Linked DNA regions of Homo sapiens: all the other regions are linked to region 2. A link is an interaction called in ENCODE POLR2A ChIA-PET data of the cell type or tissue named here. Cell type or tissue: MCF 10A. All regions are shown on one strand.

The links. Peaks named below come from ENCODE experiments on the same cell type or tissue, not always from the same donor. Only the 100,000 strongest peaks of a DNase experiment are listed, where the experiment ranks them.
Region 1: POLR2A ChIA-PET joins it to region 2 with 12 read pairs; 25 of 35 experiments call an interaction of 5 or more read pairs at or near these places.
Region 3: POLR2A ChIA-PET joins it to region 2 with 19 read pairs; 27 of 35 experiments call an interaction of 5 or more read pairs at or near these places.

What each region holds. Positions count from the first base shown.
Region 1 is chr6:36,665,691-36,668,190 of GRCh38, reverse strand. No RefSeq gene overlaps it. Among named protein-coding and RNA genes, the nearest start is that of PANDAR, 8.2 kb to the left of the region's middle. RefSeq lists enhancers at 765-1,059, 452-1,233, 758-1,237, 1,234-2,015. In MCF 10A, no CTCF peak of the experiment used is centred here; a DNase peak (open chromatin) is centred at 950.
Region 2 is chr6:36,606,957-36,609,456 of GRCh38, reverse strand. No RefSeq gene overlaps it. Among named protein-coding and RNA genes, the nearest start is that of SRSF3, 14 kb to the right of the region's middle. In MCF 10A, no CTCF peak of the experiment used is centred here; a DNase peak (open chromatin) is centred at 1,266.
Region 3 is chr6:36,681,271-36,683,770 of GRCh38, reverse strand. All of the region lies in intron 1 of CDKN1A (cyclin dependent kinase inhibitor 1A), which reads right to left. Among named protein-coding and RNA genes, the nearest start is that of CDKN1A, 3.8 kb to the right of the region's middle. RefSeq lists enhancers at 666-785, 1,066-1,185. In MCF 10A, no CTCF peak of the experiment used is centred here; a DNase peak (open chromatin) is centred at 1,090.

The DNA.
Region 1 (2,500 bases), 59 kb before region 2:
GGCACAGGGATCACTTGAGCCCAGGAGTTAGAGACCAGCCTGGGCAACATGGTGAAAACCTGTCTCTACAAAAAAATACAAAAATTAGCCAGGTGTGGTGGTACACGCCTGTGGTCCCAGCTACTGGGGAGGCTAAGGTAGGAGCCCAGGAGGTCGAGACTGCAGTGAGCCAAGATTGTGCCACTGCACTCCAGTCTGGGCAGCAGAGTGAGACCCTGTCTCAAAAAAAAAAAAAAAAAAAAAAAAGGAGAGACACAGGAAACAGTGGCAATGGCTGCCTCTGGAGAGAGGAGCAGGTCCATTGTGTTACCCCCTCCAGGGCACCATTAGGAAGCCTGGGTGGACAGCACCCACCAGTGGAGTTGTGCTGTGCACAGCCTGTCTGTCTTGGGGTGTAAAGTAGGCTTATTCTTCTTAATATATATTTTTAAATCGTTAATACCATCTTAGATAATAATTAACACAATTAAAATACATATTCCAAGTGCCAGCCCTATCTCAACCCACTGAATTAAAATTGGATAAGGGTCTGCCGGCTGCACAAGTGTACAGATATTTTGAAAAAATCTCCCCAGGTAATTGAAAGCTCCCCACCCTCCATCCTCAAGGCTTGGGAAGCCTGATTTAGTCTCTCCTTGCACAGGCCCCTCTATCTCACTTCTAGAAGTCTCAACGGACCCTTTAACCCCTGGGAGACTGAGTGAACTAGGAATAGATTCTGCCACTGAACAGGGAGGAGGGAAGGAAGGAGTGAGCCAGGGTTTGGGGTAGAAAAGCTCATGGCTGAGTGAGCAGGAGGCCAGTTTTGCCTCCTGGGCAGTTGGGGCCTCCCACTTCCCTGCAGCCCTGAAACACCCTCCCCACACCCGTGCATCGCCTCGCATCAGCAACTCTGGCCGGCAGAGCTCCCGCTGGCCTTGCCCGGGCTTGTCTTTTGTTGCATTGTTGCATCATCATGCGGCCTTGCAGGGTGCCAGAAGAGTGAGCCACCCACTCACCACTGGAAGAAAACAGCTAATTATATCACCAAGAGACCCAGGGCATATGGTCACTCTCAGCTGGCCCAGCCTGTTTCTACTTGCTTTGCATGATTGTTCTGGATTTTTCAAAATAATAATAACTACCAACCAGGAAAAAAAAAAATCACCCCTGACTGTGGAGCGTGCTGCTGAAGTAGGAGCTTTAGTCTACCTGCTGCTCTAGGAGAGACCTACACAGCCCCCTGAGCTCAGAAAACAAAAAGCCAGACTCCCAGACTAGGGTTCAATAGACAAGTGGCTCTGAGAACAGGATACACTGGAATCAGCAGAATCCAAAAGACAAGCATTGCTTTGACAGCATCACAGTAATTTATTTTTTCCAAAATCTTTAAAATTCTATTTGTAGTTTAGTCAAAAGTGCAGAGCGTTTTGTTTGTCCATAGTTTCCTGTATTTATTTTTTCAGTAGATAATACATTCACATGGTCCACAGTCAAAAGATGCAAAAGGCTATTCAGTGAAAACTCTCCCTCCTACCCCTACCCTCCAGCTACCCATTTTCTTCCCAGAGGCTGTGGCTGGTGGCTTGTGTCCCCTTCCCACAGATAGTCTAAGAACATCCAGGTCCTTCAGCTGAAACCCTTGGGCACAGATGGGTTGCAGAATCTAGAACTTTTCCCATTTTAGACAGGTAATAAAGTGCATACAGCCTGTATTCCACAACACCAGCGGGCTCCGCCCAGGGTGAGCAGTCAGCCAGTTTGCCCCAGACTGTTCCAGTTCCATGTCCAGGGAACCCCTTCAATCCCAGGCAAACCAAGACAGTAGGTCCTGCTAGCTGTGGGCTGTAATGTATTCACACTAACAGGGACAATTAAAAACTGCAAATGGCTTCACATCCTTTTAGCTCTGGTTTTGCTACCAAATAAATTTGCCACAAACCAAAGAAAAAAGTTTTGGTTTCCAGAGCCTTTTGGATTTGGGAATTGTGGATGAGGGGCTGGGGACCTATACACAATATACATATATATTTTTAATCTGCTTGAATGGAAACACAGTGTTGGGCACATTGTTTTTGCACTCAATTTATCTTAGTGGCTTTCCACATCAGTACATAGAAATCCTGCCCTTTCCTTTTTACTGCTGCATTGGACTTCAACACACGGGTGAACATTTAGGATGTCTCTAGTTTTCTGTTATTACAAACACACATAGTTTTACAAGCAGCTAACAACATGGGGAGGGGGCAGAGGAGGAATGGAATCATTCTTTTTTTTTTTTTATTGGAGATGGAGTCTCACTCTGTTGCTCAGGCTGGAGTGTAGTGGTGCGAACTTGGCTCACTGCAGCCTCCACCTCCCAGGCTCAAGCAATTCTCCTGCCTCAGCCTCCCGAGTAGCTGGGATTACAGGTGTCTGCTATCACACCCAGCTAAAGTTTTTATATTTTTAGTAGAAATGGAGTTTCACCATGTTGGACAGGCTGGTCTCGAACTCCTGACCTCAGGTGATCCACCCGCCT
Region 2 (2,500 bases):
GCTCCCTATAACAAGCCCTGGATTTGCTGTTGAGGCACCAGAGCCCTGCTCTGCCACTGTGTCCCTGTGTGACCTTGAACAAATCCACTTTCTTATCTCTAAACTAATAAGAATTTGGACTATCGACTCTGAAGCCCTTTCCAGTTTATCTACACCTGGTCCTGTAACCAAGTTTATAGTTTCAGCTCCATTACCACTGGGCTGCGAAGTTAGACAACTTGCCAAGCCCCTCCGAACTTAAATCTCTTCCTCAATAAATGGAGATGATCACATTAACCTTACTACTAACACCCTTTTGAATCATTTTATTCCTGTCAACTGCTGTCATACCCAAGAGCTGGCAGTGGCTCAGGTACCAGTCTTGGATGACAGAGTAAGTAAAAACCTTTCCTTCCACCCACTTCTGTTGAGAATTAATCAAAATTACTTGAGGAAAGGAATGGAGCTTTCTTCCAGGTCAATAGACTGCCAGCTGCTGTAGAGAGCTTGTTTTTGTTTTTTGTTGTTGTTTTTGAGACAGGGCCTCACTCTGTCACCCAGGCTGGAGTGCAGTGGCACAATCTCAGCTCACTGCAACCTCTACCTCCTGGGCTCAAAGCAATCCTCCCACCTCAGCCTCCTCAGTAGCTGGGACTACAAGCACATACCACCATGCCCAGCTAATTTTTGTACTTTTTGTAGAGACGGGGTTTTGCCATGTTGCCCAGGCTGGTCTCCTGAGCTCAGGCAATCCACCTGCCTTGGGCTCCCAAAATGCTGGGAAGAAAAAGAGCTTTAATTACCAAGTAAGTGATCACTTAAATTTGTCTACTTAACTTCGACCACTATTTTTTCACCAGCAACTCAGAAATAAGACACAACAGTCTCCTAACTTGGGCTATCATTTTTAAACAAGAGCTCATGAATCTCTGGAAGAAAAAAAAAAGAGACACACAGAGAAAAAAAAGGTTTGTATACTTTTCTCTGTAAAACTGAAAAGTCCTCCCTGTTTGATGTTTTGGGTTTGTTTTTTTTTTTTGAGACAGTTTCACTCTTGTTGCCCAGGCTGGAGTGCAATGGCACGATCTCGGCTCACTGCAACCTCTGCCTCGCAGGTTCAAGCGATTCTCCTGGCTCAGCCTCCCCAGTTGCTGGGATTACAGGCATGTGCCAACATGCCCGGCTTTTTTAAGTAGAGACAGGATTTCTCCACGTTGGTCAGGCTGGTCTCAAACTCCCGACCTCACGTGATCCACCCAACTTGGCCTCCCAAAGTGCTCGGATTACAGGTGTGACCCACAGCACCTGGCCTAAGGCAGATACTTTCAATGATTCAGTTCTTAGCCCTCCTTGTCAGTGTGTTCATACTCCAACTTACAAAGCACGTGACTTCTTCCAACCTCACTCTTTGAGGCCAATTTCATGTCAAATGGATTGCTATATATTGCCAACTGAAATCTAACCAAGACTGCCAGCTCAGTAAACCTGTCCTCATTAAACTCCAAGCAGCTAGAATGAGCGAGCCAGCCATTCATCAATGCACTCTAATACTCCCAACTTCTTGGCTTTCCTGTCAGTGTTAAAGCTGGACAAGTTATCTTATACACGCTTGTTCAAATACATGGCTAAAGGAAAGTAAAAAAAAACCAATCAGATTTGGACCCACTTCAAACTTAAATAAACCCTTTTATCTCTAAATCCTAGTGCAGTTTACATTCTCAACTGTTTCTGGCTCTAAACCCCTATTTCATGATTAAGGCATTTATTTCTTCCTCTTCACCTCAGATTGGTTAGTCTCTCCTTATCATTTGAATGTGAGCTCTGGAACTGGGATGGCCAGTTGCAGTGGCTCATGCCTATAATCCCAACACTTTGGGATTACAGCCAAGGCTGGAGGGGTCCTTGAGTGCAGCCTGGGCAACAGTGAAATACCATCTTATAAAAAACAGCCTGGGGCGGGGCGCAGTGGCTCACGCCTGTAATCCTAGTACTTTGAGAGGCCAAGGCGGGCGGATCATGAGGTCAAGACATCGAGACCATCCTTGCCAATATGGTGAAACCCGTCTCTACTAAAAAATACCAAAAAATTAGCCAGGCATGGTGGTGCGCACCTGTAGTCCCAGCTGCTCAGGAGGCTGAGACAGGAGAATCACTTGAACCTGGGAGGCAGAGATTGCAGTGAGCTGAGATCACACCACTGCACTCCAGCCTGAGTGACAGAGTGAGACTCCGTCTCAAAACCAACCAACCAAAAAGAAAACTGGGGTGAAAATGAATTGTTAAAGGTCAACAGCCTAAACTTGCACTCCAGTCAAACACAAATATTATATAGATTTTTCTTTCTAGATATTGAGCTGGTGTTGTGATTTATCACTGTATCCCAGTCAGTGTTTGTATCATGGACTTTTGACATGTAGGAAAATTATGAAACAATTAAATGACAAATCAACATTCCAATTTGTATTTGTAAAATACTTTCATTGAAAACATGGGTAGTTTTATCTAAACTAAAAATAAATGT
Region 3 (2,500 bases), 74 kb before region 2:
AGAGGTGTCCCTCATGGGTGTGAATGCCCCCCAAATATGTGTGAATTGCCAGAGTCCAGCAGTTTCCTAATCGCAGCCCTGGCCAGAAGGTCAATTCCCAAAAGAAGAAACAGTCTGACAGTTCCTCCAGCCTCCTAAGTCCCCCGACCCAGATCCCCAAGTAGGGTAACCCTGCTCTGCCAAGTAAAAGTACCCGGGACTTTGGGGCAAAAAGCACCCGGGTTGTGGTCCTAGCTCTGCCAGTTACTACGTAAGCTTTAAAAAGCCACTTAATGTCTCTAGGTCTCAGTTTCCTCATCCATAAATGGGGCCATGTACAAGTTTAAAGAGCATGGCTACAGACACATACTCAAGAAATTGATCACAGAGTCCATGCAGCAAGGCAGACAGAACAGAGCTGAATGAAAGGCTGTATCCTGGTGGTTAAGCAGGAGGGCTCTGGAGCCAGATCACCTGGGCTGGAGTCCAGGTTTTACTAGGTGACCCTGGGCAAGCAACTTAACTTGTCTGAGCTCTAGTTTCCTCATCTATAAAATGGGGATAGTAATAGTGACTGTCTCAGAGGATAGACATGAGAATTAACTGAGTTAATGTAGGTAACGTGCCAGCAGCACTTCGTATAGAGAAGTGCATTGAAAACAGAAGTATGATTATTCCTCTCTGCCTTCAGTTTTACTGAGCCTCCCCCCTATCACTTCCCCCTGCCAACTACCTCCTTCAGACAGCAGCTGACAGGTGCTGTAGGCTGAGGGCCTTTCCCAAGGATGTCGTCAGGCGGGTGGCCTAGGGGTAAGGAGGGGCCGGGCGGGGCAGCGCAAGGGATGATTTCTCCCAGGCTGAGCCACATCCTGCCAGGCACATCAGGTGATCTGAAGTCTAGACACCTGGCAGCCCCTGCCTCGTGTTGCCTGTGTCCAAGGAAACCGTTTTGCAGGCAAAAAGAAAATTAAAGGTGGCTGGTCTACCTGGCTCCTCTCCTCCCCCTTCAGGAGAGGGAAAACGGAGAGTGAGTTTGCCCATGAGGGAGCCCTGGCACCTACCTGCCTGCTCTGGCTTGACTCCAGGGCTGAGTGACTGCACGACCTTGGCAGCAACTGGATTTTCCTAGGGACAAGTCCCAACTTGCAGTTTCTGGGGGTGAAAGCTCTGCTGAGTCCTCATGAGGCAGGAAGCCCGGGACACATGCCACATCTGCTCCACCCCACCTCACCCCACTGCTTGTGATCAGTGGAGCCCACAGTTTCACGTCCCAGCTGGTTGGGAGAGGAGGCTCTTGGTAACTTCACACCAAGTTTAAAGGGCAGGAGATGGAAGAGATATGAGACTTGCCCCTGAGTCATACAGCTAAAAAGGCCAAAGGCCACTGCCCCATAAAGGGGTCACCCAGTACAGTGGACAGAGCCCTCAAATAACCTCTATCCACCCTCTGCTAGGCATGAGTTGGGATTTATTTATATATTTTTATGTTTGGGGGCTGTTCTAAGCAGTTTAAAAATATCAATCCTCCTAAAAAGTGGATATCTATTAGCTCCCTTTTTACAGAAGAGGCAACCAAGGCTCAGATAAGTTAAGTAACTTGCCTAACATCACACAGTTCATAAGTGGCACAGCCAGGATCTGAACCCAGGCCTGTTTGCCCTGAGTCCTGTGCTGTAGTATTGAACCCCACTCCCTCTCTAATTTTGAGGTTTCTTAACCAGAGAGGCCCATCACAATCACTTGGGGAGGCCAGGGGCAGTGGCTTATGCCTGTAATCCTAATACTCTGGGAGGCAGAGGTGGGAGAATCATTTGAGCCCAAGGGTCCAAGACTAGCCTGGGCAACTAGCTGAGACCCTGTCTCTACTAAAAATAAAAATAAATAAAAATTAGCTGGGTGGTTGGGTGCAGTGTCTCACACCTGTAATCCCAGCACTTTGGGAGGCCGAGGAGGGCGGAGCACGAGGTCAGGAGATTGAGACCATCCTGGCTAACACGGTGAAACCCCGTCTCTACTAAAAATACAAAAAAAAATTAGCCGGGCATGATGGCAGCACCTGTAGTCCCAGCTACTCGGGAGGCTGAGGCAGGAGAATGGCGTGAACCCGGGAGGCGGAGCTTGCAGTGAGCCGAGATCACGCCACTGCACTCCAGCCTGGGTGACAGAGCGAGACCGCATCTCAAAAAAAAAAAAAAAAAAAAAAAAATCTGGGCATGGGGGCGGGGGGATCACGCCTGTGGTCCCGGTTACTTGGGAGGCTGAAACAGGAGGACTACTTGAGTCCAGGATGGTGCCATTGCACTCCAGCCTGGGTGACAGAGTGCAACTCTGTCGAAAGAAAAGAAAGAAAGAGAGAAAGAGAAAGAAAGAGAGAAAGAGAAAGGAAGAAAGAAAGAAAGAAAGAAAGAAAGAAAGAAAGAAAGAAAGAAAAGAAAGAAAAAGAAAGAAAGAAAGAAAAAGAAAGAAAGAAAGAAAGAAAGAAAGAAAGAAAGAAAGAAAGAAAGAAAGAAAAAAAGAAAGA